Regions from separate parts of the Homo sapiens genome. Here region 1 is linked to region 2. A link is an interaction called in ENCODE POLR2A ChIA-PET data of the cell type or tissue named here. Cell type or tissue: PC-3. All regions are shown on one strand. Each heading gives the region's core, and the rest is flanking DNA. Links, peaks and the distances in the headings are about the cores only.

The links. ChIA-PET counts read pairs that join two places held together with the same protein. Peaks named below come from ENCODE experiments on the same cell type or tissue, not always from the same donor. Only the 100,000 strongest peaks of a DNase experiment are listed, where the experiment ranks them.
Region 1: POLR2A ChIA-PET joins it to region 2 with 10 read pairs; 5 of 35 experiments call an interaction of 5 or more read pairs at or near these places.

What each region holds. Positions count from the first base shown.
Region 1 is chr5:39,180,518-39,196,272 of GRCh38, forward strand. The region is part of intron 2 of FYB1 (FYN binding protein 1); the gene reads right to left. Among named protein-coding and RNA genes, the nearest start is that of FYB1, 31 kb to the right of the region's middle. RefSeq lists an enhancer at 14,030-14,324. In PC-3, for the core only: no CTCF peak of the experiment used is centred there; a DNase peak (open chromatin) is centred at 7,764.
Region 2 is chr5:39,238,937-39,254,691 of GRCh38, forward strand. It overlaps a transcript of FYB1 not described here. Among named protein-coding and RNA genes, the nearest start is that of FYB1, 27 kb to the left of the region's middle. RefSeq lists a silencer at 3,400-3,589. In PC-3, for the core only: no CTCF peak of the experiment used is centred there; no DNase peak of the experiment used is centred there.

The DNA of each region.
Region 1 (15,755 bases), core at 4,105-12,104, 58 kb before region 2:
CAGACCAACCCAGGAAGACTATGTGGGCAGAACTCTTACCCCTACTTTTGTTCTCTGGCCAGGTATCTTGGCTCCTTAGGGGAAGAAAACAGTTGAGATGGAAGCAGAGCTATTTTAGCAAAAGATGCTAATGCTGTTGCTGCTGCCTCCACGAAGTGGTAAAATGTGGTTGGTATTTCCCACTAAATGCTGGTGTAGCTAAGATGGAGAGCAGTAGGGGCAGAAGGCAACTTGAGAGGAGGCCATCTACTTTCTACTTCTCCAGCTTCTACCCTATTTATATTATAATTTTGTGAATAATAAACCCTTTTATTGAAGCAGTCTTGTGACCAGGCTATATTACCACCGTACATTTTTTATTTTTAATAGCTATTTTGTCAGTATAAGCCTAAGAGATTATATAAAAGATTACTTTTCCATATATTTCTGGAACAGAAATTCAGGGATTTGCTCACTCAGCCAGTCACTCACTCATTCGTTCAACCAATGCTTGCCAAGCACACAGTTCAAAGGTGTTTTGCTGGGCATACAGGGAAACTTGGGGAAGAGGAGAGCATGGTCCTTGCTTTTATGGAACTCATGATACATATGGATTTAGGGACAGAAATAACTGACACCATATAGAACAGAATACGTATGATGTTGTGGGAAATATTAAGTAAGTTTTAGAGGTGTGAGAATTGAGGTAGCAGCAGATCATTATATCAGTGCTGTCCAAAAGAATGTTCTGAGAAGATGAAAATGTTCAAATGTTTGTGCTTATATAGCGTATATAGTATACTTATATACTGTAGCTACTAGTCGCCTGTGGCTATTGAATGTTTAAGATGTGGCTAGTGCAACTGAGGAGCTGAATTTTGAATTTCAATTTAATTTAATTTAAACATCCACTGTGGTTAGTGGATACTATATAGGACAGTATAGAACTGATAGATCTATAGTCTGTCAGGCAGGTAGAATTATAAAAACTCAGAGAAGCATCAGGTCCCAAGAGGTAGGCTGGAGTGTTAACAATGTAGCGAGAACTGAAGCTCCTGTGAGCTCTGGGCCCTTGCACTGCCTGCTTATTTGACATCTCCAAGGTCTCAAAGATTCCTCAAATTGAACATGTTCAAAATAAAAATCATGGTCCTCCCCTGAATCCTGGTCACTCTCTCAAAACCTGTGACCCTGTAATTGTTTAAACTAGAATCTTAGGCATCATCCTTGACACCTACTCATTCTCATCCACACAACCAATCCATTATTTTCTAGTGTAAGTATCTCCAAACCCAACCTCTTTTCTCATCTCCATGTCTACCTCCTTAATCGAGGCTCATGGATTACTACATGATCTCCTACTTCCTTTTTTAATTTTTTTTAATTGTGGTAAGAATACTTAACATAATGTCTACCCTCTTGACAAATTTTTATGTGCACAATACTTAATTGCTAACTAGAGCTGGATTGCTGTACAGCACATCTCTAGAACTTATTCATCTTGTGTAGCTGAAATCATGTACTGGCCTACTCCTGCTACTAGAAGAATTCTTCCCAAACATCAAAACCTCACCAGGTCACCCTCATGTTTAGGCTTAAGCCCCAAGTCCTTAACATGACATATAAGGTTCGGTTCCTGCCTAACTAACTCCCCAGTACCATTTTTTATTGCTTTTCCCTGCTTTCTCCTCACTGCAACCTCATTCATCTTCTTATCATTCCTCAAATAATGCCAGTGTGAACAGAGTGCAGGTGGCACATACAAATGCTTTTTGTGTGTGTGTGCATGCATGTGTGTGTGTGTGTGTGTGTGTGTGTGTGTGTGTGTGTGTGTGTGTGTGTGTGTGTGTATGTGGTCAAGTATCATGTACCGGTGCTATTTGGTTATGTCAAATTTTGAGGAAGCTCCCAGAGGTACTGTGCAGGTGCCTCAAAACAATAAAATAATGCTTTTATTTAGACCTGAGGTCTACCTTTGGTTAATATAAAATTTTAATTACATAAAGGCTTTCAAAAAGACTCAGGTCATGCACATCATTTTAGCTGGGTTAGTAAGTGTGACCCATGCAGGTACGATTTGGGAAGGCAGAGCTTCTTTTAGGAGAATCATCTTCCTTGCTAGGTAGTTCATCATAGAACCAATAGGTAAAAACAAGGAGCTATTATTTAAGGTCTTTGAAAGTCAGAGTACTTGGCACATGGGTGATGTCAAATATATTTAGTAGAATAAAGTGCCCAGTGGAGGCAGAGGAGTTAGTCTCTCCTTGTGCTACTACTTTCCCTACAACAGTTAGCCCTTCTGCCCTGCACGGCATTTGTGCTATTGTTTCCTTTTCCATTTGTTGTTATTATTAATTTTTTCAGGTGTTTCAGAAAAAAATTCATTATCCTCCAAAGTTGTTCAGAGCAGGGTTGTCTTCTTAGGAAAAAGGAAATAAGCTACAGACAGGTCTCATTCTAAGCAAAACTAAGTTGACAAAGTTTGTCTTCAAAAGTCCTTGTGTCTCCTATAGGTGTCTTGTTTCCTTTTTTGGGGGGTAGAAGGGATGGAGTTTCACCCTTGTTGCCCAGGCTGGAGTGCAAAGGCGTGATCTCGGCTCATCGTAACCTCCGCCTCCTGGGTTCAAGCGCTTCTCCTGCCTCAGCCTCCCGAGTAGTTTTATATTTTTAATAGAGACGGGGTTTCTCCATGTTGGTCAGGCTGGTCTCGAACTCCCAACCTCAGGTGATCCACCTGTCTCGGCCTCCCAAAATGCTGGGATTACAGGCATGAGCCACCACTCCTGGCCTTGTTTCCTTTTTTTAAGGTACGATTAAGCTCTAATCCAGGACTGGTTGTATGCAAGTCATCTTTAATTGCAACTAAAACCAAGCGTAATAGATACATTGGACCTGTTAGTATCTATCCCAAGGGTACTTGCCTCTTAGAGAAGCACTGGGTAGAGTGTCGAGCATAAAGGGAGAATGAATGTTGTCCCAAAAGTCTTGTAAGCTTCTACACAAGTGAACTGCCAAATGCTAGCTCTAGTATCACTTGAGGCAAGCCCAGCATCTACAGTGAGATGTTCTAGAATGATTCATACCAACTGCCTGGTTTACAGGAAGTTGTTTTCCTTGATATCTCTATTCTTCCATTCCTACTCTCTATGTGTCCCTAAAAAAATGAGTTTCTATAACAACTCAAAACAAGCTATTCTTGACTTTGTAAAAATCAAAAAGGCATTTGCCACTTAAAGATGGACTGATTTGGGTTAAAATGTTTCTATTGTCAGTATACATAAGAATCTCCTGGGCAAGTTATTAAAAATGGAGATACGTAGGCCTCAAAGCAAGATGTTCTGATTCAGGAAGGGGGCTATGGTGGTGGTGGAATAAGGGCAGGAATCTTCATTTTTAAAAAGCATCTAAGCTCATTCTGGTATAGATGATCCACAGGCCACATTGGGAGAAACACTGCCTTGAGGAATGATGGGTAAAAAGGAAATTTTATAATAGGTATCAGGTGAAATAATTTGAGATGATAAAAATTTATATGATCTACTGGCAAACCCAGTATTATATTACTATTTAGTAATTTAGAAGAAAAGGCAATTTTTGGTTTTCAGAAAGAAAGTAAATAATTAAAAATTAATTTTCTAGGGTAATTTTGTGATCTTATAAGAAAATGTGATTATATTATTCCCAAAAACTATCTAAAGCAGATTGTTGTCAAAGTTTTGAGGTAAATTATAATTCAACCAACTGATCAATGAAATCTGAAATATTTTGAAGTTCTGTTATTGAAATAGAAGAACAATATCTTAAGACAATAAAGAATTCAATTATTTAACAAAAAATAAGTTTTCTTCTATGAGGAGGTAGGTACACTTATCTTAATAAAATCAATAATGTTGTTTGACTTTATATGATTTCAAATTACTACAATGTGCAATTTTGAAAACAAAAGTTAAACGGGCTATTTTGGTGAGTTTGAACATGAAAATCCTAAACCACTGGGTAATACTCACAGACTACAAAAAGGTTAACTTTCTTGCCTTTTCAAGAAAATTTGCCAAGAATTCTCACATTGAATGGCTAGTTCATTTGAAGGAACAATTAATTTCATATTTGCAGAATATGCTATTGAATATGTTACTGCTATTGAAAACTGGACTTTAATATTCTTTGTTGAATCAAGATGCTGAAGTAACTTCCATCAGTTTGTTAGTGTTACTTAAAAAAAATCTCTTCAATAAATGTATACATTTCTTGATGATCCATCCTTTGCCCCCAAGTTCATTTTAATGTTGTAATAGAGATCACTTGTTGGATACAGGTTTTAAAACTAGTATGCTCTCAAAAGCAAGAGATGATGCACAACCTGTTCTAACTTAGTTATACAATTTTACAGAAATTATATGTATTTTATAATAAAATATTAATTCATTAATTATATGCCATGGACATCCTTCAGCATCAATATACATTCATTCTTTTCCCTAGATACAAAGTACTGTAAGTGAAAACAATTTTGACCCAGCTTTAGTTAACTTTAATTTTAGCTTATATGTTATTAGCGTTTATACTTTAATTTTGGAATCTAAGTTAAAATTCTCTTCAGATTTTCTAAGTCCTATGGATAGGGAAGAGTACTCATTAGATCAAGTAAACACTGCTTTCTCCTTGACCTATTTCAAGAATTGAGAAGCCCAGATAAATAATTAACTTCTTTAGGATGGTTGTCTTATTCTTACCATGTGCACACTCTTCATTGTTATCATAAATACACTGTCAATACCTGAGGATGATTGAATTTTTCACTCTTCTTTGCATTGTATAAACCTAAGCCTTAGGTGATTCTTTTAAGATAACCCATTATTTTTCTGATATTGATGCTTTGTAGCAGTTAAATGTCTTACCAATGTTTTCCCCCTTAGATATGTGATTAAAAGTTCCCAGTCAAGATGGTAGGCTGAGCTTCATGTGGCAGCAAGCTCTGCTCACCCTAAATCTCTAGAAAGGATAGAAAAGATAACTGACTAAAAAAAAAATATATATATATATATGATATATATGATATGATTGTGTGTGTGTATATATATACATATATACATATATATACATATATATACACATATATATATATACACACATATATATATATATACACACACACACATAATCACACTGGAAGTAAGAAAAAAAAGCAAACCCACAGTGTGTTAGAAACCATGAGGAATCCCTAAAAGATTTGAAGAGAGATCAGATCAACGAGGTAATAAAAGCCCAAAGAGAGCATGAGAGAGAGCTATAAAAGTTGGAGCCACTCCGTGAGGGTTCCGCACTCAGAGATGGAGAATATTGGGAGCAGGTAGGGGCCCATGGGTGACTACTTGAGGGTATGAAGCAGGGACAGCCGGGCACTTTTGACTTCTACACAACAGAAATACTGAGAACTACGAGTGAGCCCTTGAGTGGGCGAAGCTGAGCAGAGTCCCGCTGGCTGCCTTGTCCAGGAGGAAAGAGGAGCACCTGGATTGAAGACTGGCTGTCAAAGTGCCCCATGTCCGGGCACACTAACCCCACCCCTCTCTTCCCTCAAGCGGGCTGCACAAACAGAAACGGTGGACAATTGAATTCAAGCTCCACTAAAACATGAACACAAAATCAAGAATTTTCAAACATTGAAAAGGCAACACACACACTTTGGGAGGCGAAGGCGGGAGGATCACCAGGTCAAGAGATCGAGACCATCTTGGCCAACATGGTGAAACCCCGTCTCTACTAAAAATACAAAAATTAGCTGGGCGTGGTGGCACATGCCTGTAATCCCAGCTACTCAGGAGGCTGAGGCAGGAGAATCACTTGAACCTGGGAAGCAGAGGTTGCAGTGAGCCAATATAGTGCCGCTGCACTCCAGCCTGGCGACAGAGTGAGACTCCATCTCAAAAACAAAACAAAACAAAAAAGGCAACACTGAGAGAACAGCACTCTGAAGTCAACAAAGAGTAGAACTTATACCTAAGGAAACAGAGTAATACAGCAAGAGAGGCACAGGAAGAGACTGCATCTACAAGAGGATCAAGTTGATGTGATAATGAAAATCTTTATGTTATGTTTAAGCAAAACAAAATGTGATTTAACACCTGCAACAATTGGATGCTTTTTTTTTTTTTTTTTTTTTTTTTTACTATTATTGATCCCTGAGGCAGCAGCTGATAGCTATCATCTATTATTCATCTATTTCCATTGGGTCTTTATTTGAGTTTTTTCTCCTTTTATCCTTTAAAAATATTAATTAAATTGCTGCCAATTATTGTCTTTCTTTATGATGTACTAGGAACTGTGCTACGTGTTTTTACTACATTTCCTTTTAATCCTAACAATAATTCTATGACATAGTAGACTTATTATCCCCATTAGCAGATGAGAAAACTGAGGCTAAAAGAGGCCGAGAACCCTCCTTGGGGTCCTACAGTAATTGGTACAGCTGGTACTGGAACCCAAGTCTTTCTAATAACAAAGCAACTGCTCTTAACTCATGATAAAAAAAATGATTGTGAAAACTCCTACATTCTTCAAAACAAAAAAGTGGTCCTGTCTTCATAATACACCTCACTTCTCACAGATCGTTAAGTGCTCATTGCGCTTTTTGCAGGTTCTCCTATCAACTTCAAAGCAAGCTTAAAAAAAGCTTTCAGCTTACAAAAATACTGTGACACGCTTGAAAAAAATGTTTTTATCAGTGCCACATTCATCCTCTTCTTTTATCATTAGGCTCACAAACACAGGAGTCTGTCTACAGCATGAAAACTTGAGAGTGTTTTTCTTCAACTTGCTTATCTTTGAAGATCCAACGATAAAGCATTATAAAAGAAAGGCACCTTGATTTTAGGACAACTGCCTAGCTTGCTTTTGCATTGGTCTAATTTCTTGTAAGTACCGTATAAGCCTATTTTGAAGACTAGGTACTTAACATACTAAAACATCACTGAAGAACAAGATGAACATTGTTACTAAATGATGAGACATCTAGATAGTGGGGTAACTAGGCCAGTACAGTTGCACTTGGGCAATAATCAGTTTGGGAGCATAAAAAGATGCAGTGTTTTTAGCTCCTCTCATCTCTGAGACTTCCTGGTCAGTTTGGGCAGGTGGGAAGGGGTATCACCAAGCATGGAGAGCTCCTAAAGGAACAAGTGTGGTCATCTTGGGCAGGACTGTGGGCTCCATCGCCATTATGGCCTTTATCAACATAGAGGCAGCTCTTAGACTGACACCCAGTTATTCAGATTTTCAAAGTCTATTTGTTGTAGTGCTTCCATTTTTTTTCTTTGCCTTGCATACCACCAGTAGTGCTAAGTTTTTTTTTTTATATTTAATGAATAGTAATTATATGTGCCACCTGAAAGCACTGTGTGGAACAAACCTCAAGCCAATGCAGGGCAGAAGGGGGAACAAAGACATGAAAATGAAAGGGAATAGAAAACAGGAAAAAGAAAGAAAGGAAAGAGGGAGAGGGTGGCAAGAGTCGTTGATTACAGGTGTTCTGTGGGTAGAACACGTCACCACTCTTCCAGGCTGACGGTCAGTTGGTGTGCACTATCTACCAATTATTGAAGTAGTGAAGTTGCTGCAGCCCTCCAAAGGCCCCGATATCCCTCAGGAACCCTTGGACCTCTTTGTGATCCAGTAACTAAAGGGTTATTATCTGCCATAGCAAAGAACTTGTTCAGCTACTCCAAGTGGTCAGAGCTATGCCATGGAATATGTTAGATATTTGAGTAACACCTTTGCTCTTTCCCTCACTAAGCAAATTTTCAAGAACAACCACAGACCTACTTGTTTGCTTAAATGGATTATTCATTCATTTGCATGTTTTGATGTAATCACTAACTGCTAGTATCTTGGTTCAGTGTTACAGTATTTCTTTTAAGAAAAATATCTATGGCTTAGAAACCCTTCATCTCCCCACCAACCCTTGCACACCTAACCCCAACGTACCACCCCACAGCCCCCGTAGCCCCACTGCCCCCACTCTAATCCTTCTCATCAACTACAGCACTTTTTTTTTTTTTTTTTTTTTGAGACAGAGTTTCGCTCTTGTTGCCTAGGCTGGAGTGCAATTGTGCGATCTTGGCTCACTGCAACCTCCGCCTCCGGGGTTCAAGTGACTTTCCCAAGTAGCTGGGGTTACAGGCGCCTGCCACCACGCCCGGCTAATTTTTTGTACTTTTAGTATAGATGGGGTTTCACCATGTTGGCCAGGCTGGTCTCGAACTCCTGACCTCAGGTAATCCGCCCGTCTCAGCCTCCCAAAGTGTTGGGACTACTAGCGTGAGCCACTGCGCCCGTCTGACTACAGTACTTTTTAATGTGATCCAGGAACACCTTGCATTAGAATCATCTGGTGAAACTTGATAGCTATTCCAATTCCTGAGTTCCATCCCAGACCTCTTGAACTAAAAACTTTGGGGACATTCTTATGCAACTAGAAGTTTAAGAACCTTTGAAAGATGAAGGCACAATTTTGGTGTTTTTTCTTTTGCTTCTTCTGAATATATGACACATTCACTGTTAGAACCACTATCTGTCCTGGTCATCTTTCTCCTCAGAGATCCATTTAGAGCTCACAATGATCAGGAAGACAAGTAAGAGATGCTGGTTGTCTGGGGTATCCTTGTAATATTTTAACTCAGGAAAGAACCTGAAAGCTTTCAAATCCTAGGTCTGGCAGAAGAACGCCTTTTATGGAATTCCTTTTTTTTTTTTTTTTTAGGATCTCTGTTTATTAGGCATTGAAAATAAACAAAAAAGATGAAACAGCCTGACTGTCACATCAATTTGGGACAACTCAGTTTCCGTACTTGCATTGGAATTGACCAAATTGTCCTGAATATATTCTATTCATCAACAGTTCATTTCTAGTAATACAATGACTATCAATAGCAACAGAAAATAAACCCACTTCCTCCCCTGGCCATCTCTTCCCACTGACTTCTTCTGGGAGGAGGCCTTTGAATAAGAAACTTCTGCTAATATTCAGAGGAAGACCACAGCTGTGTTGAAGGGTTCAGCTTGGAGATAGCTGAACTATTCTGAGTAATAAAATGGAAAGAGTGGTTCTGGCTTTTATTTTTTTGCCTTTGGGAAGGATGGGTCAAAGAAATGAGGAAAAGAAAAAAGGGTGAGCTACAGGGAGAAGGCAGGAGCCTGAGTTACAAAATACCTGCTGTTTTTGAAGGACGGAGACTGCCAATATTTTACTTTTCCAGCTCAAGGTGCAATGTAAACCCCTCTGGCTCCTCAAACCTTCGGTGAAGCCTGTCCTGCACACACATGCCTTTGATAAGTGGTCTGCAGTGAAAACTAAGGGAAACTGCTGAGTCCTTGTTTAGGTTATTGCAGTATAGCACAGGGTCAGGGGGGCAATCCCCAAACCCATCCAAGTTAGAAGAAGCAGGAGCCGGAAGCTAGAAGTGACCTTGAGAAATTGAGCCAGTTGCTCCTTCATAGATCTGCAGAGAGCATCAGATTTTTTGAATAACACACAGGATGATGTTTGGAACTAACTTTGTCCTGATTTTAAGGAGCACGGTAACATAGCTTTTATATTTCCTACATTGGCTTTTCTACTTTAAAATAATGTTGATGCTTGTAATTCTCTGTGCTTTCTCAGTAGTTCAGAATTCAGCAATCTCTTCAAATGGATTGCTCCATAAAGCCCAGTATTTTCTGTGGGTTTCACTGACCGAAAAGAAGGGAGATTTGCAATGATGGTTGAAGGAATAAAAAAGAATTAAGATTTTTGAGAAAGAACACAGTTTAGAAGATGAGAAAGAAGAAGAAAGTGGGAAAATGGGAGGGAGAAAGTTGGTTGGGGGCAGGTGATGGAATGTTCCTTGCTAGGTTTTGTAGCACAGGCTGCTCCACCCAATCCTGAGGAGCTATGGACAATCTTAGGGTTAGTGGGGAGAGCAGGGCCCCCAGCTGGTAGGTACAGACCTAGTGGGAGAACTGGACACTGTACCTGGTTGCATGCCACTCAGCCCGAGAACAACTAATTTCTCCCCATGAGGACTAAGAACTCCCAGATTCAGAGAAATCAAAGGCAGCCCCTTGCTACAAAGAAATGAAACTTGCTGCTTGTTAAATGGCTTGTATCAGGTCTAGAAAATTCTCTTTAACTCAAAGAAACAGCGATTACTGAAATGCATTCTAAAGGCTTGCCTTATTCTCCTTCCACATAAAACTGCTTTTTGAAAAATGACTGAGGAGCAAACCATGCTTATTTGTGTGTGTGTGTGTGTGTGTGTGAGAGAGAGATGTTGGCTTTGTTACACACATACATCTCACATCTGGTTTCTAGATGAACCAGAAGTGAGAGGCTGGAGAGGTGGGAGAAACAGAAGTCCTGGAGAAGCTGCAATCTAGATCCTCAATGACTGAGAGCACATGAGGCAACCTCAACTTTTTAAAGGTGACAATTTCGAAGAGAAATAGGAAGTACTGCAGGATTGTAAAACAAACACTAAGGGAGATTCTTTTTCCACAAATACAGGTTTCTTTCTCCTCCCAATAATTGTCGATTACCTTCTATTCCAGAATAAGAAAAACAAATACTCAAACATGGTATGGATGTCTGTCTGAGAGATTTATCTGCTTTGCCATTTTTTGGGGACAGATTTTTAATTGCCTGGTTGTAACTAATCATATCGCCACACAGGTTGCTTTTGAAAACCAGGGGAGCTGTTTTATTCTTCTGATAATTATAAGAAAAACAAGAAAAGAGAAGAGAAGCGTGTCCCTCTTTACCTCCATAGACCTACTGCCACCCCTGGAAACACACAGGCTCTGTTGCCAGGACCAAGGCTGAAAAAGCCGTTGTGGTGTGCAGTCGTGCAGCTGCAGAGAGATGTGGACTGTTATAATAAATACAAACAGCTGATTCTACAATGCAGGTTCTTACTTTGGGGAGAAGGAAACCTCGTATGGTTTTTGGTTTCGATTTTTTTCTATAACCAGATGTCTCATCTTCGGTTACTTTTTCCTGATAATATCTATTGCTATTGAGTGTTCTAGATGTTTTTTTCTACCTTTGATATGCCAGACAGAATGAAGTATAATCTTTCTCCCTTGGTGGCAATTTAAACAAAGAGACATATTTCTTATCTATTTACTAGTGGTTAATATAGCAGTTAAATGTCTCCAACTTTTTAACTCTTTTTCTGTCCCTTATTCCTCAGATGCTGGAAAAACAAATAATCTATTGTTCTAGATGATTCCCTGGACTTTAAAGCCACGCCATAAATATCATTATTGTGCCTTGTCTGAAAGGACAGAAAATTTCCAGTATTTTTGTAAAAATAGATAGATGGATTTTTGCTCATGAGGCATAATTTTGTTCTTCCAATAGCTGGAATTACTCTTTTGTTAAAGAAGTCAATTTCATTTTGTTTTCAAAACAAAAAGCATGCACAAAGACATTCTTCTGGCATAGAAATCCATCATATCAGAAATAGTTTTAATCAAGGCAAAGAAGAAGCCTTTAATGGCAAAAGCGTATTTATCATCTAATCATTTATAAAAGGGTTTTATTTGACTTGGCTTGGAAATTGTTTTAGCAGATTGTATGAAACAAGGCACCTCCTGCAGACTGAATCATAACACATACATTTGTCCAATATTCTTAGCTAGTTTTAAACATTTGATGTGTGTATGCACAATCGAAAGGAAGTCAGAAAGAGCCTTTATTTTTAATTATTATACTCATATGTATTTGTATTTCATTAAAATTTCTTTTCGCTCTCCTTTTTTGAAGTAAATTATAATTTCATTTTAATGCTTTTAATATTTTAGAGGTTATATAATTTTGATCAAATTAGGTAAATCATCTCACAATGCATCTCATACTTTATTTGAGGGTAATGTATTTCAAATTTTATTTATTTCAGCAACTGTAAAAACATTTATTTATATTACAAGTGGTCATATCTTCTTGTAGGCTACTAAAGTTGATACAATGCCAGTTGAATGGGCAATATTTTCTTATTTTTTGAGATGCTTAAACATATATCAGTTTTATCCTCTTGATTGCAGGAAGAGTTCTTATAACAAGGGCAAATCATGGCATATTGCCCTAAGCTATGCTATTTGGAAACTTCCTTTCACATAACTAAGAAAAGCGACAGTTCCTCTTAAAGCAGGGTGAGGATAACTATATTAAGGGAACTCTTCCCTGTAAACTAAATGATAAGTATGGACTATTGTTGAGCTAAAGTTAATATTAAAAGAATAGCTGGTGCCTGAGCAGAAAGAATCTTGAAGGTCAAATTGAGTGTGCAGCAGGGAACCAGGACCCTAAATGTGCCAAGGGAACTTTTCAATGGCAAAGTCTCTGAAGTTGAGGAATCTACCTTTCTCATAGGCCAGCTCCAGGGGCCTTCCCCTTGTCGTGGCTCACTCTCCCATCCAGTGTTCTGTTCACCTCCTCCTCTAAGTGGATTGGCTGATTAAAGGCTTACACAATGATGGCCCTCAAGGCATTTGCAGGTTAGGAGAGGGCAGACTCTATCACAGTCCAGGCATCCAGACCTGGAACTTCCCCATACCCCACTGGGATCATGTCCACAAGACTCCTCAGAGTAGGAGACTTGGGGAGGGGTTAGAGGACACCTGAGTGTCCTTGACCAGTGAGCATGGTCCAGAGAGCATGGAACAAGGCTTGGGGTGGGCACTCAATGCATGTTATTAATAGTTCTGCCATCTTGCTGTCTGCCTTGTGAGGGAGCAAATCGATGATCTTTTTGGAAATGTTGATCCTTAGACTATAATTTAAGTATTTAGTTGGTATTTAAAAATGAGGATGGGAAATTTCAGAGTGTCCCTCCTCCAATTCCCAAGTTAAAAATACTAAAAAAGAAAATAAGTCAAGGCAAACATTATCTAAAACTCACTAGCGGTCACCTCACAAGAAAGGGAAGATAACATCATGCATAAACTTCAAAAAGTCATGGCTAAGGGAAGAAATAGAAGGTTCTGGTGCCACCGGAGGAGAGCTAACCTTCCCACCTGTTCTCTACATCCAGAAGCAATACTGGGGGAAGACAGTGGTTCTAGACAAGCCTGTGAATTCTCTCTAATACACTCCAGGTTGGAGAAGCAAACTGTAAGGTGAGTGAGCAGCCTGGGAAGGTCAAGGAAAATCCTTCAGCATAAAAGTCCTAAATACCACAACAGGATCACACGAGAGGCAGAAGGGGGATGAGCTGCCAGGGCTGGCCCTGCCCTGGTACAGGGCACTGAATGAGATCTCAGAAAATGGAACGGAATCTGGGTCCCCAGTAAGGACTACCCTGGAGACGAGCACAGCTAACATTTATGCCACAGAAGAGTGGATTCAAAGTCACACTCAGAACTCAAATCGCAATTCTGAGGGGAAGGCAAATTTATCACACTGGATTAGAACTTGCAGATGCACTTGTCATCCATCAGCCAGATCAAAAGAACTAGTGTGACCCCTATTCATATAGCACAGTAAATTCCTGAGAGCCTGAGAGAATACTGATAAAATGATTGACACAGACATATCCTGGCTAAGATTCTTGACCTTAAGGACAAAGATTTCTTTGGAAATCCAGGCAGAAAAGCAAATCATTTTCAAAGAGGGAAATTTAGGTTGTCTGCATACTTCTCCACAGTAAATTTAAATGCCAGAATCTTGAAATAAAGACCATGTAGACTGCTTATAAAAATGAAACATTAGCTGGGTGCAGTGGCTCATGTCTGTAATCTCAGCACTTTGGGAAGCTGAGGCAGGAGGATTGTTTGAGGCCAGGAGTTTTAGACCATCTTGGACAACAAAGCAAGACTCTGTCTCTACAAAAAATTTAAAAAATACTAAAGCTGGACGTGGTAATATGTGCCTGTAGTCCCAGCTATTCGGGAGGCTGAAGTGGAGGGATTTGTGCCCAGGAGTTCAAGGCTGCAGTGAGCTGTGATTGTGCCACTGCAGTCCAGCCTGAGTGACAAAGCAAGACCCTGTCTCAAAAAATAAAAAAGAAAGACAGAAAAAGGAAGGAAGGAAGGAAAGAAGGAAGGAAGGAAGGGAGGATATCTTGCATTAAAAAAGACCAACGGATGCTGCTGGGATAGGAAACAAGAGGGAACAGTTTGTTTGCTGGCTTATCTTAGAAGAGCAGAAGAAAGAAGTTTCAAAGAGGGAAGATTAATAGGGGTAGTTCGTAAAATTTGACCAGGGACAGTGTGGTTAAGGGAAGAGAGTCTTTCTGAGGCATTTCGATTATGGGGTTAAACCCAGGTAAGCTGCCTGATTAATAGTAAGTGTGTTCCTCAGACACGTCAACATGCACCAGAAGGAAGAAGCCCTGGAGGTCTTCTGGACAACTGCTTTTTCAGGGATTAAGGAGGGTGGGTGGAATAAATTGGGCTCGGGCTGGAGTAAAAAGAAGAGTGACACCAGCCACAAAGTGTGCACCAGGTCCTGGGAGAACGAGCGTGCAGGGTGTGCTGAGGGCCTGGCTGTTACCCGAAGCTGAACCACGCCGTTGAGCAACTCCAAATTCCAGTCTGTGTATGAGAGAGCTTTGCCTCCAGTGATTCAGTGTCCTGTAATAGTCCAGTCTGTGAGCCGTTTCAGTCAAAGCATCCCGGGATCTCTTCTTTTTGTATCATGTTCTTACGTTCCCAGTGCACAGTGACATATTAATACTTGGAGAAATCTTGCTTTAAAGAATAGCACTTACCGCTACGTTTCTAAAATGTGAACATAGAATCCTTTTTCCCTGTGGTGGCTAGGAGCAACAATTTGGAAAATACTGCCACATGCTGATATAAAACAGTTTTCAATATGTAAATATCTAATAAGGTCATGTTAAGAGAGTACACATAAAAGGAGAATGGGGGGAAAAAGAAAGGTGATAGCTTTGGGGCCTGTGAAGGAAAATCTTACCCACTCCTGGAAACAAGTTACTTGCTGGTGAAAATAGCCCAGGCACCTTTTGGTTTCAAGTTGTTGTAGGCTGGATTAGTTAAATGATACATACACAGATGAGGAGGGGGCCATCAGTCTTTTGTTAATGCCCTCTGGGGCCCTCGCCTTACACCTGTTGCTGTCAAGGTGCTTAACTGATCATTCCTATAGCTAACATATGGAAAAAATCAGTCTTGGTCTCTCAGCAGTATTAAGAACAAGACTAGAAAAAAGGGTCAAACTGAATATTTCCCAGCAGGTTTTTACTAAATCATACATGCAAACCAATAGTCAGGCCAGGGATTCTTATGAACCCAAACTTTGGTGAGGCATTGTGTTGACACATGGGAAGAAGCCCTTTCAGAACTGGCTCAGGACCCAAAAGGAAGCAAAGGAAAGGTTAGTTCAGAGAATATTTTGATATTTTGGGTTTTTTTAAAAAAAACGTTTAGTCTTTTGTAACCTTAAATTGTTCTTAGGAAAAAAAAATTTAGCTTCATGATCAGAAAGCAACATGTTAGAGTCAAGCTTACAGTTTACAAGGAAGGGAGCTCAATAGATCTGCAAGATAGACCCTCTCTTATAACATTTATTTTGTGTCCAAGCTCCATTCAGTTGAGTACAAGTCTACTGGCAGGGGTTATCTATTGTGTTAAAACAATTGCTAAGCTATAGAGTATTAAAATCTAATACTGAACAAAATCTGGGAGTAAATAAATTCTAGTTAAATATAATTCTTTCTTTTTTTTTTTTTTTTTTTGAGATAGGGTTCGCTTTGTCACCCAGGCTGGAGTGCAGTGGTGCA
Region 2 (15,755 bases), core at 3,409-11,408:
CCTGACTTGCTCATGGAGACTTATGTGTAAGTGGATCACTCTAAAGGGGGCATCACCAAGTTTGATTCAACATATGCAAATCAGTAAGTGTGATTCGCTACACAAATAGAACTAAAAACAAAACCACATGTTCATTTCAATGGATGCAGAAAAGGTTTCTAATAAAATTCATCATCCCTTCATGTTAAAAACCTTCAACAAACTATGCATTGAAGGAACATACTTCAAAATAATAAGCGGCATCTATGGCCAGCCCACAGCCAACATCATACTAAATGGGCAAAAGCTGGAAGCATTCCTTTTGAGAACCAGAACAAGAAAAGTATTTTCACTCTCACCACTCCTATTCAACATAGTACTGGAAGTCCTAGCCAGAGCAATCAGGCAAGAGAAAGAAATAAAAGGCATCCAAATAGGGAGAGAGGAAGTCAAACTATCTCTGTTTGCAGATGATATGATTGTACAACTAGAAAACCCTATAGTCTCTGACCAAAAGCTCCTAGATCTGATAAACAATTTCAGCAGTTTCAGGATACAAAATCAATGCATGAAAATTAATAGCAATTCTATACACCAACAACATCTAAGCTGAGAGCCAAATCAAGAATGCAATCCTATTCACAATAGCCACAAAAAGAATAAAATACCTAGGAATACAGCTAACCATAGAGGGGAAAGATCTCTACAGTGAGACTTACAAAACACTGCTCAAAGAAATCAGAGATGACACAAACAAATGGAAAATCATTCCATACTCATGGATTGGAAGAATCAATATTATTAAAATGGCCATACTGTCCAAAGCAATTTGCAGGTTCAATGCTAATTCTATCAAACTATAAATGATATGGTTTACAGAATTAAGAAAAACTATTTTAAAATTCACATGGAACCAAAAAAGAGCCCAAATAGCCAAAGCAATCTTAAGCATAAAGAACAGAGCTGTAGCCATCACATTACTCAATTTCAAACTATACTATAAGGCTACAGTAACCAAAATGGCATGGTACTTTCTGCCTTTGAGTCTGTACAAAAACAGACACATAGACCAATGGAATGGGATATAAAGCCCTGAAGTAAAGCTGCACACCTACAACCATCTAATCTTTAGCAAAGTCAATATAACAAGCAATGAGGAAAGGACTCCATATTCATAAATGGTGCTGGGATAACTTGCTAGCCACATGCAGAAGATTGAAGCTGAACCCCTCCTGATACCATATACAAAAGTTAAGGCAGTATGTATTAAAAACTTAAATGTAAAACCTAAAACCATAAAAACCCTGGAAGATAACCTAGGAAATACAATTCTGGGCATAGGCCCTGGCAAAGATTTCATGACAAAGATGCCAAAAGCAACTGCAATAAAACCAAAAATTGACAAATGGAACCTAATTAAACTAAAGAACTTCTGTGCAGGAAAAGAAAATCTCAACAGAGTACACAGACAATCTATAGAATGGGAGAAAATGTTTGCAAACTATGCACCTGACAAAGGTCTAACATCAAGAATCTACAAGGAATTTAAACAACTTAACAAGCCAAAATCAATGCCATTAAAAAGTGGGCAAAGGACATGAACAGGCACTTCTAAAAAGAAGACATTCATGCAGCCAACAAAGCATATGAAAAAATGCTCAACAATACTAAGCATCAGAGAAATGAAATCAAGACCGCAATGAGATACCATCTCACACCAGTCAAAATGTCTGTTATTAAAAAGTCAAAAAATAACAGATGCTGGCAAGATTGAGAAGAAAAGGGAACATTTACACAGTGCTGGTGGATGTGTAAATTAGTTCAGCCAATGTGGAAAGCAATGTGGCAATTTCTCAAAGAACTTAAAACAGAAGTATCATTCGATTCAGCAATTCCATTATTGGGTATATACCCAAGGGAATATAAATCATTCTACCACAAAGACACATGCATGTGTATGTTTATCACAGCAATATTCACAATAGCAAAGATACAGAGTCAACCTGAACACCATTCAGTGGTAGACTGGATAAGGAAAATGTACATATACACCATGGAATACTATGCAGCCATAAAAAAGAATGAGATCATGTCCTCTGGAGCAACTTGGATGGAGCTGGAGGTTATAATCCTAAGTGAACTAACACAGAAACAGAAAACCAAATACTGCATGTTTACACTTCTATGTGGGAGCTCAACATTCAGTACACATGGACTCAAAGAAGGGAACAATAGGGCCTACTTGAGGATAGGAGCTTAGAGGATAGAGAGGATCAAAGGAATGCCTATTGGGTACTATGCTGATTACCCACCTGGGTGATGAAATAATCTGTACAAAAAACCCCTGTGATGCACAGTTTACCTATGTAACAAACCTTCCCATGTACCTCTGAACCTAAAATAAAAGTTAGATAAATAAATAAATAAGGCATCACTACAACAGGGTGTCCAGGACCTATGAGTCTGGTCCATGGAAAATGTAGAGGGGGACATAAGCTTCAGTTCTACGCCCTGATTCTGAGACTGTACATATTCACATCAGCTTATTCCCCACCTTCCTGTGTATGTGCATCTCCACTTTTTTCCCTTCCTCCTACCTCTCCTTCCTCAAAACCTAGAGTGATAAATAGGTGGTAGAAAGGATTAGGGGGAGTGCAGTCAACATAGGGAGTGGGCAAGGGCACTACCCTATTTCCTTATTTCTCCTCATTTTTAAGGATGGGTCTATACTGGCAAAAGACCAGGTATGGTTGAGTTGGCTGTGTCCTGCACAACCGTAAGAGGTGCCATGCACAATGCTACATATGATACAGACCACTCCTAGTGGGAAATCCACCTGATTTGAAGAGCAGTGTATTGGAAAGGAGCCTCATGGTTCAGGCTCTTCTGAATTCTTCCTGTTACAGTTTAAGCTCTTTTTTTTTTTTTTCCTGGAGGGCATCTTTTTAATAAAGATTTGTTCATAGAATTTGTTATTTAAGGTACAAGTCTCTTGTAAACTTACATTAGAGCTGAAAAGGAAGTTTTATTAGGCCAAAGATGTTGCATTACTTTTTCTTTCAGCCATATTCCCTCCAAATTTTTCAGTCACCTTGAGAGGTTTCAGAAATCCTTACATGTTTCATTCCAGGAACTGTTAAATCACTATTTTTTTTCCCTCTCAGTTGAAACAAAGCCAACTTTTAGATAGCCTCAAAACATTTTTCAATCTATTTTAACAATTTTCTTTTTTTTATTATTATACTTTAAGTTCTAGGGTACATATGCACAATGTGCAGGTTTGTTACATATGTATACATGTGCCATGTTGGTGTGCTGCACCTATTAACTTGTCATTTACATTAGGTATATCTCCTAATGCTATCCCTCCCCCCTCCCCCCACGCCACGACAGGCCCCAGTGTGTGATGTTCCCCACCGTGTGTCCAAGTGTTCTCATTGTTCAATTCCCACCTATGAGTGAGAACATGTGGTGTTTGGTTATTTGTCATTGTCATAATTTGTTGAGAATGATGGTTTCCAGCTTCATCCATGTCCCTACAAAGGACATGAACTCATCCTTTTTTATGGCTGCATAGTATTCCATGGTGTATATGTGCCACATTTTCTTAATCCAATCTATCATTGGTGGACATTTGGGTTGGTTCCAAGTCTTTGCTATTGTGAATAGTGCCACAATAAACATATGTGTGCATGTGTCTTTATAGTAGCATGATTTATAATCCTTTGGGTATATACCCAGTAATGGGATGGCTGGGTCAAATGGTATTTCCAGTTCTAGATCCCCGAGGAATCACCACACTGTCATCCAGAGTGTTTGAACTAGTTTACAGTCCCACCAACAGTGTAAAAATGTTCCTATTTCTCCACATCCTCTCCAGCACCTGCTGTTTCCTGACTTTTTAATGATCGCCATCCTAACTGGAGTGAGATGGTATCTCATTGTGGTTTTGATTTGCATTTCTCTGATGGCCAGTGATGCTGAGCATTTTTTCATGTGTCTGTTGGCTGCATAAATATCTTCTTTTGAGAAGTGTCTGTTCATATCCTTTGCCCACTTTTTGATGGGGTTGTTTGTTTATTTCTTGTAAATTTGTTTAAGTTCATTGTAGATTCTGGATATTAGCCCTTTGTCAGATGAGTAGATTGCAAATATGTTCTCCCATTCTGTAGGTTGCCTGTTCACTCTGATGGTAGTTTCTTTTGCTGTGCAGAAGCTCTTTAGTTTAATTAGATCCCATTTGTCAATTTTGGCTTTTGTTGCCATTGCTTTTGGTGTTTTAGACATGAAGTCCTTGCCCATGCCTATGTCCTGAATGGTATTGCTTAGGTTTTCTTCTAGGGTTTTTATGGTTTTAGGTCTAACATTTAAGTCTTTAATCCATCTTGAATTAATTTTTGTATAAGGTGTAAGGAAGGGATCCAGTTTCAGCTTTCTACATATGGCTAGCCAGTTTTCCCAGCACCATTTATTAAATAGGGAATGCTTTCCCCATTTCTTGTTTTTGTCAGTTTTGTCAAAGATCAGGTAGTTGTAGATGTGTGGTATTATTTCTGAGGGCTCTGTTCTGTTCCATTGGTCTATATCTCTGTTTTGGTACCAGTACCATGCTGTTTTGGTGACTGTAGCCTTGTAGTATAGTTTGAAGTCAGGTGGCGTGATGCCTCCAGCTTTGTTCTTTTTGCTTAGGATTGTCTTGGCAATGCAGGCTCTTTTTTGGTTCCATATGAACTTTAAAGTAGTTTTTTCCAATTCTGTGAAGAAAGTCATTGGTAGCTGGATGGGGATGGCATTGAATCTCTAAATTACCTTGGGCAGTATGGCCATTTTCACGATATTGATTCTTCCTATCCATGAGCATGGAATGTTCTTCCATTTGTTTGTGTCCTCTTTTATTTCGTTGAGCAGTGGTTTGTAGTTCTCCTTGAAGAGGTGCTTCACATCCCCCGTAAGTTGGGTTCCTAGGTATTTTATTCTCTTTGAAGCAATTGTGAATGGGAGTTCACTCATGATTTAGCTCTCTGTTTGTCTGTTATTGGTGTATAAGAATGCTTGTGATTTTTGCACACTGATTTTGTATCCTGAGACTTTGCTGAAGTTGCTTATCAGCTTAAGGAGATTTTGGGCTGAGACAATGGGGTTTTCTAAATATACAATCATGTCATCTGCAAACAGGGACAATTTGAGTTCCTCTTTTCCTAATTGAATACCCTTTATTTCTTTCTTCTGCCTGATTGCCTTGGCCAGAACTTCCAACACTATGTTGAATAGGACTGGTGAGAGAGGGCATCCCTGTCTTGTGCCAGTTTTCAAAGGGAATGCTTCCAGTTTTTGCCCATTCGGTATGATATTGGCTGTGGGTTTGTCATAAATAGCCCGTATTGTTTTGAGGTACGTCCCATCAATACCTTATTTATAGAGAGTTTTCAGCATGAAGGACTGTTGAATTTTGTCAAAGGCCTTTTCTGCGTCTATTGAGATAATCATGTTTTTTGTCTTTGGTTCTGTTTGTATGCTGGATTATGTTTATTGATTTTCGTATGTTGAACCAGCCTTGCATCCCAGGGATGAAGGCCACTTGATCGTGGTGGATAAGCTTTTTGATGTGCTGCTGGATTTGGTTTGCCAGTATTTTATTGAGGATTTTTGCATCAATGCTCATCGGGGATATTGGTCTAAAATTCTCTTTTTTTGTTGTGTCTCTGCCAGGCTTTGGTATCAGTATGATTCTGGCTTCATAAAATGACTTAGGGAGGATTGCCTCTTTTTCTATTGATTGGAATAGTTTCAGAAGGAATGGTACCAGCTCCTCCTTGTACCTCTGGTAGAATTCGGCTGTGAATCCGTCTGGTCCTGGACTTTTTTTGGTTGGTAGGCTATTAATTATTGCCTCAATTTCAGAGCCTGTTATTGGTGTATTCAGAGATTCAACTTCTTCCTGGTTTAGTCTTGGGAGGGTGTATGTGTCGAGGTATTTATCCATTTCTTCTAGGTTTTCTAGTTTATTTGCATAGAGGTGATTATAGTATTATCTGATGGTAGTTTGTATTTCTGTGGGATCGGTGGTGATATCCCCTTTATCATTTTTTATTGTTTCTATTTGATTATTTTCTCTTTTCTTCTTTATTAGTCTTGCTAGCGGTCTATCAATTTTTTAAACAATTTTCTTAAAGTTGTCAAATGCTAGAATCCAGAATTAATCATGAGTTATGTGTCTGTTGTACTGCAATTAAAAAAAAGTGTGTGTGTAGGAGGGAGTGGTATAAGAGAAAAAGAAAGAGAGAGAGATACTTTTCTTATCTGTATAGCAATCATATTTTCCTAATGCAAAATGAGATATAGGGTCAAAATACCTATAAATCTCTGGACTTAGCAGGTAGTTAATAAATATTTGTAATGTTTGTGTGGGTGTGTGTGCATCTTTTGCAGTCTGAGGTGGAAGGAATAGAGAATATAACTGATTAGTCTTTCCTGAGACAGAATGGAGAATAACATAACAATTGGTTAGATGGGTTATTCTTCTGAGCTTTTGAATGGGTTCTAGCTGAGAATTCACTATTGTTTCACATGGTCCTGACAGTCCCTGAGATTGAGAGGGCAGAGAAGCGGGTTCTATTAAGGGATATCCAAGAGCAGAGGATTTCTGGGTTGGATGTCCAGACAAGATGAGAAGGAAGAGGAAGAGGCTTTTTTTTTTTTTGAGACGGAATGTCATTCTTGTTGCCCAGGCTGGAGTGCAGTGATATGATCTCTGCTCACTGCAACCTCCACCTCCCGGGTTCAAGTGATTCTACTGCCTCAGCCTCCTGAGTAGCTGGGATTACAGGTGCCCGCCACTACAACCAGCTAGTTTTTGTATTTTTAGTAGAGACGCGGGTTTCGCCATGTCGGCCAGGCTGGTCTCGAACTCCTGACTTCAGGTGATTCACCTGCCTTGGTCTCCCAAAGTGGTGGGATTACAGGCATGAGCCACTGCGTCTGGCCTGGAACAGGCTTTTGTACAGCTTGGTGAGCAGTATTATTGTCCATTATAGATCTTTCTTTAAAGCAGTCTTCATTATAAGACAGAAGGGATGTCTACTTCTACTTTGTTTTTATTTAGAAATTTTGCAGCAACTCTGTTGTTCCAAGAGGAAAAAGAAAGTCTGCTTTTTTCTTTCTGCTTTGTTTTGTCCATGCCTAATCTAGAGAGAATAAGTGAAGTAGGTACCTCTGTTTGGGGTGGACCAGTGGCATGAGGATGAAAAGTGAGAAAACCCTAAGGAAGTAGGGGAAGCTTAGAGCCCACCAGATAGGGGACCCTGTGGCAAAGAGAGACCCTAACCTCAGAGTTGTTCTATGACTTCATCCATCTGTCCACTAACCCATAAAATTGTAGATGTTTAAAGCTCAAGTGTAAGATCTATGTTTTCTCTTGTATGCTAACCAACAAACATGATGGGCATATATTATATAATGAATATAATACTGTATGGTGTCAATTCAGCTTGGAGTTATTGCCAACCAATTCTGCTCCTGTCATAAGGATAATTTGGCATGATTAGTTAATTTTCCCTTAACAGCATCCTAAATGTTCTTAGCTTCTATCACAACTTTTTCCCAGGCAAAGTGAAAATATTTCCTGCCATGAAAGCTCCAAGTTAATACTGTCCATACACTGGTTTCACAGGGTTCCCTCTCTTATGTCTCACAGGTAATAGTTCTGAGAGTTGAAAGTGACTTTTATAGTGGAAGAGTGAAAATTAAAAGTCCACAGGTAGAGAACAAGTCCAGGTTAGACAATGTGTAGTATACCTAGATAAGGGAATCTTATTTGGCTATTAAAAAGATGTGATAGATCCATGTAAACTGAAAGGAAAAGATGTTTATGTTACAGAGTCACATGACAAAGACATGGTGAGGAGCAGAATGGAAACAGCATCATCTACTCAAGGCAGAATAATACAGAGGGTTAGAGCCTGGGCTTTGGAGCCAGGCTGCCTGGGTTTGGACTTCAACTCTGCCCTTACTGTGAGACCTCAAGCAAGTTACTTCTTTGTGCCTCAATTATGTCATCTGAAAATGGGAATAATGTTGACAATAGTACCTATCTTGTAGGATTATGTTAATATGTGTAAAGCCCATAAGATAATGGTGCACACACAAAATGCGTGTTCATATATATATATATATATATATATATATATATATATATATATATGACTATATACCATTTGTCAAATGAATAGCTTTTCTTTCTCTCCTTTCAACTGAGCAAAATAAGCCTTAAAATTTAAATAGTCCTCAGAAGGGTGACTGGCAAAGTAGGTCATTTTCTTGCCTAATGGATTATAGTTCCCAGATACTAAGTTTTGAAATGTTTCAAAGATTTTCTATTTTGTATATCTTTACTTGGCTTTGCATGATGAATAGTATTTTAAATTGTAACATACGGGGTATATATGGAAAGCTTATTCCTACATAATTTGACACATGATAAAATCTTTAGTACGTATGCACAAATAGAGTCCAATATACCATTTACCTTCAGCTCTTATTCAAAGGTTGTTAGACATAAGAAGAATAAAAATTCATAGTTTTGGCACAGTTCAGAAAACTGGGTTCATGTCAACAGATTAACATCCTAAAATGATAAGGACTATAATTTAAAAAGAAAAATCTCACCAAATAAAGGAATACAAGTGCAACTTCTAGAAAATATTATTTATATTGGATATTTTTTACCCCATACATATATTTATAGCCATTTTTCTTTATATGTCAATTGTGACATTTCACCATTTTTGAATATATTACATGGTGAAGTAAACATTCCAGGGTTAATTTCAGCAAATTTCACTTACAAAACATTTGTTGAGCATCTAGTATATGCCAGCACCATAGTGTGCTTTTAGAAAAGTTTGTACTAATAAACATTGAAAGTTTGATGCATTGGCAATAACTTTTTTTCTTGGCTTTGGGCTTACTTTCTTGTTTTTGTTTTGTTTTGTTTTGTTTTGTTTTCAGACAATCTGCTTTCTCTTCTTTGAGGTCTTAGGAATTTGCTCCAGCAGTTTAGAAAGAGTCAAAGCAAGCACATTGGTTACTCAAGTGTAATAAGAAGAAAGTTATTTCTATTTAAAGGAGTCCCTACTCTTGACCACTTTCTGGGTGGGTGGAGAGAGTCAGGTGGAAGCACTCCACAGCAGACTTCATTTGTCAAAGAACTATAAATAAAGAAAAGGGACTTACATGTTGAAAATAAGTTTGAATATAACATTAATTACTCTAATTGACTGATAACCATATAAATTAAGCTTCTGACACCAGCCAGGCACTGGATAAGGAGCTTTTTAAGCAAAGACAAATGCAGACAAGGATGCTTTTAGGGACTGGTTGGTGGAGACAGATAAGAGTGGAAAAAGTTTTCCTGGTAATATGATGGCACACTGAGGACACAAATGGAGAATATCCAGTTCTTTGAGGTGGGGAGAGGCAGGGCTTGACTGGGACAACAGGCTTCTTAGAAAAAGTGACACTTAGGCTGGGCTTGGTGGTGCCAGCACTTTGGGGGTCAGAAATTATGACATATGCTATAACATGGAGAAACCTCGAAGACGTAATGCTAAGTGAAATAAGCCAATCACAAAACAGCAAGTATTGGCCGGGTGCTGTGGTTCAATACTGTAATCCCAGCACTTTGGGCGGCTGAGGTGGGGATCACTTGAGGTCAGGAGTTCGAGACCAGCCTGGCCAACATGGCGAAACCCCGTCTCTACTAAAAATACAAAAATTAGCTGGGCATGATGGTGCACCCCTCTAATCCCAGCTACTCAGGAGTCTGAGACAGGAGAATCGCTTGAACCAGGGAGGTGGTTTTTGCAGCGAGCCGAGATCATGCCACTGAACTCCAGCCTGGATGATGAAGTGAGACTCTGTCTCCAGGTAGGGTAGCCTAAATATCTTAAATATTCCCCTTAGAATGGACAAAGATACCATTGGTGACAGTCTAGCACAACACTGTCCAATGTGGTAGCCATTAGCCACATGTAGCTATTTAAGTTTAAATTTTTGTTAATTAAAATTAAATAAAATAAACAATTTAATTCCTCAGTTGCACTAGCCACAATTTAAATGCTCAACAGTGAAATGTGGCCAGTGGTTATGGCACTGGGCAGTGCAGACACACATGACTTCTCCTTCATCACTGAAATTTCTCTTGGCCAGTGTAGGGAACAGTAAGCAGCCAAGCACTGCTGGAGTGTAAGGTTTAAGGGGGCTATAGCAAGAGCCAAACCTGGGGATAGAGGTTGTGGCCAAAGAATGCCAGCCTTACATGTGATATCATGAAGTTCTGACTTTATCCACTAGGCCAGATGTCAGCAAACATTTTCTGTAAGGGGCCTGATAGTAAATATTTTTGGCTCTTGAGACCACATGGTCTTTGCTGAAATGACGCAGCTCTGCTCTTGTAGTATGAGGGCAGCCATATACAGTATGTTAATGTGTGAACATGGCTATGTTCCAATAACACATTCTTTGTAAAAACTGACAATGGGCTGGATTTGTTCACAGCCATAGTTTGCTGACCCCTGCACTTGGCCTTTAGGAGCTATATGGAGGGTTGGAGCCAGAAATTTACATAATTAGAAAGACCATTCTAGTAGCAGAGAGGGATGGACTTAAGGGGTGAGAGATGCAAAACTATAATAGTGAGTCAAAGAGGACAAGAGCCTAAATTCTGAAAAAAGCCTATTGAACATAGTTGGAGAGAAAATGATGTGTATGTGTTTGTAAGTTTGGTGTCAGTGCACTGGTGGAAATGGAGAAATATAAAATGACTCAGAAGGTGAGGGATGCACTCAGCAAGTTACAGAATACAAGAGGAGGAACAGATCTGGTGAAAGATGGTGACTTCATCATGTGAGCCATCAGCAAAGAGTTAGTAGCTAATATGGTTTAGCTCTGTGTCCCCACCCAAATCTCATCTCAAATTGTAATCCCTATAACCCCCATGTGTTGAGGAAAGGACCTGGTGGGAGATGATTGGATCATGGGGGTGGTTTCCCCCATGCTGTTTTCATGATAATGAATGAGTTCTCATGAGATCTGATGGTTTTATAAGGGGCTCTTCTCCCTTTGCACTCTCTCTCTCTTTCTCTCCCCTGCTGCCATGTAAGACATGCCTGCTTCCCCTTTTACCATGATTGTAAATTTCCTGAGGCCTCTCCAGCCATGTGGAACTGTGAGTCAATTAAACCTCTTCTCTTTATAAACTAGCCAGTCTCGGCAGTTCTTTATGGCAGTGTGAGAATGGACTAATACAGGAGCTAAAGTCTTGAGAGAAGCAGAGAATGCTGAGGGAGGGCAGGCAGAGTGAGAGAGGGGCAAAGATGGTGCCTTGTGTGTTACCAAAATACAAAGTGTGATTCAAAGGATACTGAAAAGGACTTGTTAGAGACAGAGGGAGGAGAATCAGGGAAGAATTGTATTGCAGAAATCGAGGAAAGACTATCAAATGCCATCAACATGTTTAACAAGATTCCACTAGGTTTGATGATTAGGAAGCATTTTGGGAACATTATCCAGAATAGATTTTGTCAAACAAAATAAAACAAAAATATCACCATCAAAGTGTCTGGAACCTCCTTTTTTGAGTAGTATTAAGTGGAGCGATAGTAGGACTTTTCATGTTCTTGGTTCTTTTTCTTCTTTTGGTGTTAAATGGCAGGATTACTTGAAAGCAGAGAGACAATTAGGGTCCTTTGAATCTCACCTTGTAAATTCCATGGTCCCGCAATCACACTATCCTGGGACGGAAGGGCGGGCGAGATCTTATCACCTCTGGGGTGATCTCTGGAAACTTCTGGTGTGAGCTTCATGCTGCGAGTGCTGGGAAGTGGCTAGAAAAACTTTCAAAATGATATGATATTCTGATTTCAGGATAAGGAAAAACAAAAATGGATGACGTCTTAAGCTGAGATTTTATGCAATAACCATTCTTCATACATACAAATGTTTTACCCTGAAGTCACCTTAATAAAGAAACCAAATATTAACATCTTTAAGATGGAATCATGTCATTTTTGAGTGTTTTATTTGGCAATTTAATGGTCAAAAGATGAAAGGATTTCAAATGATGATTTATAGCAACCTTTGAGGATGATTATATTAGGAGAATATTTTACATGTCTTGTGGGTGAATGTATCTCACTCAAACCTTGAGTGATTTGTTGTTTAAAGTTTTAAATTTTAGAACCTGGAAAAACGGAAAATAGAGGCCTGTGATCTGCAACAGTGTTTCTTGAGATAATAAGAAGTAGTGTTTAATCCTGAAGGAATTAATTTAGACCATGAAATTATGAGAATGATACATAGCCCAACACTTTATAAGTTAATATAAATACCCTATAGACCACACTAGGGGAAAATTAAATTGAATTACAACAATGGTAACAACAAAAATATAATAAGTAGCCCTTCATTGCCAGAGACCACTTAGCTCACTCAGTTAGAGGGGAATCATTTGAACTGGAACTGTATTTACTGTGGGATTGGCTGATGCTCCATATGGGCTGCTCTCTACTCCCTGGCCAGATCCTGCCTTGACCTTAAAGCCATCCTGAGAATAGGTAGGGCTACTTGAGTAGTTGGAAAAAATCTCTAAAGAGCAAAGTGTGAAAAGTAAGGTGCACCCTATACATAGGAATGCTAAGAAAGAAAGCTAGACCCTGTATACTAATCCTTTTTTTTTGAAACAGAAAAATACAATTAGAATCAGAGCTAGGATTTAAGAACTAAGTAAAATTATTATAAAGTTTACTTATTTATACATGGATAAGGACATCAGTAAATGTTGTGAAAATAGAAGCAATGAGGGAAGGAATGAGGGACACTAGTTCTATTGGGTAATATAATGTAAAGTAGTAATTTAAAAGGTATGATAAAGGTACAAAAATAAAATATAGGGCCGGGTGCAGCGGCTCACACCTGTAATCCCAGCACTTTGGGAGGCCGAGGCGGGTGGATCACGAGGTCAGGAGATCAAGACCATCCTGGCTAACACGGTGAAACCCCATCTCTACTAAAATATAAAAAAATTTAGCCTGGAGTGGTGGCGGGCGCCTGTAGTCCCAGCTACTCAGGTGGCTGAGGCAGGAGAATGGCGTGAACACGGGAGGCGGAGCTTGCAGTGAGCCAAGATCGCGCCACTGGACTCCAGCCTGAGCGACAGAGCGAGACTCCGTCTCAAAAAAGTAAATAAATAAATAAAAAATAAAAAAATAAAGAAATAAAATAAAATATAGATGGCTCAAAACAGAGTCATAATGTGTAATAATTCTAAAGATAACAAAAACAGGGCATGTGTTGCAATAATTAAAAGGATTATGAAGAGTGTGTAAGAATGTGAGCTAATGTTTATGAATTAAACTTAAGTGAAAAAATAATATGATAATTATGCAAAATGCATATACTTGTAGATAAAGACTGAATGGTCACATAATATAAGGGAAATAGCTATGGCTGTGGAATTTTTTAAAATTTTCTTTAATATATTTTTGATCACACACACAAACACACAAACAATCTGTTATGCAAGGAAGGAGAAATCAATTGGTATAAATTCTTCCCAATTCTTTTTAAAAAGGTCAAAGCATATGTCTTAAGAGAAGGGCTCACAGTATCATTAGCACAGTTAACTAACAATCTGGTACCAACCTAGTAACACACATACAGAGAGAGACATGCAAACTCATACTAAGTTTATGAAACAGCAAGTTCTCTTTGTATTCTACCGCTAGACTGGGTTGGTGCCTTTCTTTTTACCCTAGAGAACTAGGAGAGTGGAATAGTTTAGACATAGGTTCTAGGGCCAGACAGTCTAGGATTGGATCTTTCTGGCTGCTAATCACTTAACTTCTCTCCCCACTGGTTTCCAGATTCATGAAATGGAGTAAAAGTAGTACCTCATCCAGGGTTGCTGCAAGAATTCAATGATTTGACATTTTAAAAATACTTACAACTGTGTCTGGCATAGGGGAAGCACTTAGTAAAATGTTAGCAATTGTTATTCATATTATATTTCTTATTTCCTAAAATACAAAGTTTAAAAAGTGATTTGAACCTTGATATAGCTCAGGACAATGCTATGCTTACAAGGGGTAGACAGAAACAATCCGATTTTTTCTATTCCTAAAGAAAAGTACACGTTTTACTGCTCACATTATCTAGTCTATTAAGCTAATTCTTTGAGATTCACTGAGATGACATTGCAGTGGTAATAAATAAGATACTTCCATAAAATTAGGAAACCATGTTTAAAATTTACAATGCAAGAATGTGAACTGATGGAAACTCCTTGAAGTAGATATATTAAAGATAACTCTCAAATATAAGTGAGTACTTATTTTCACATTTTAAAGACCCAAAGCCTAGTTTTATTCCCATGAAATAAAAATGTCTATAAACACTGCCAAAAGCCATCTGGGGAGTCCAGAACCTCTCCTGCTCTTCAGAGACTGAACCTATGACTCATCATGAATCCTTGGGAAATGACAACAACAAAATCTTTTTTTTAAAAAAAATATTTTAGGTTCAGGGGTTCATATATAGGATTGTTACATAGGTAAATGTGTGTTGTAAGGCATAGGATTGTTACACAGGTAAATGTGTGTTGTAAGGTATAGGATTGTTACACAGGTAAATGTGTGTTGTAAGGTATAGGATTGTTACATAGGTAAATGTGTGTTGTAAGGTATAGGATTGTTACATAGGTAAATGTGTGTTGTAAGGCATAGGATTGTTACATAGGTAAATGTGTGTTGTAATGTATAGGATTGTTACATAGGTAAATGTGTGTTGTAAGGGTTTGTTGAACAGATTATTTCATCACCCAGGTGTAAGCCTAGTACCCAATATTTTTCCTGATCCTCTTCTTCCTTCCATCCTCCACCCTCTGATATGCCCCAGTGTGTGTTGTTGCCCTCTATGAGTCCATGTGTTCTTATCATTTAGCTTGCACTTATAAATGAGAACATGTGGTATTTGGTTTTCTGTTCCTGTGTTAATTTGCTAAGGATAATTGCCTCCAGTTCCATCCACGTCCCATCCATGAATGAGGACATGATCTCATTATTTTTTATGGCTCCGTAGTAGTTCTATGGTGTATATGTACCACGTTTTCTTTATCCAGCCTACCACTGATGGGCATTTAGGTGGATTCCATGTCTTTGCTATTGTGAATAGTTCTGCAAAGAACACACACGTGCATGTATCTTTATAATAGAACAATTTATATTCCTTTGGCTCTATACTCAGTAATGGGATTGCTGAGTTGAATGGTATTTCTGTCTTTAGGTCTTTGAGGAATCGCCATACTGTCTTCTACGATGGTTGAAGTAATTTACACTCCCATCAAAGGTGTATAAGCGTTCTTTTTTCTCCACAACCTAGCCAGCATCTGTTATTTTTTGACTTTTTAATAATAGCCATTCTGACTGGTGTGAGATGATATCTTACTGTGGTTTTGGACAATGACAAAATCTAAGCAAAAACAGCAGGAGCTGAATCTGGCTTATATTTTCTGAAATAAAATTCTATTTTACAATTACAATCTCAGTGTTTCCCTAAATTAGCATATATTGGTTGGCATGAATATCCTCATTTCTATCTAGAAGGAGGATTTTGTTTTAAACTGTGTAGTTACTTATTAAGTTAGAAGCATGGTTTTGCCTTAATCAGAACAGGTTTTTGTAAAATTGCAAGCCTTGTGGAAAACATATTGGCAACTTGAGGCA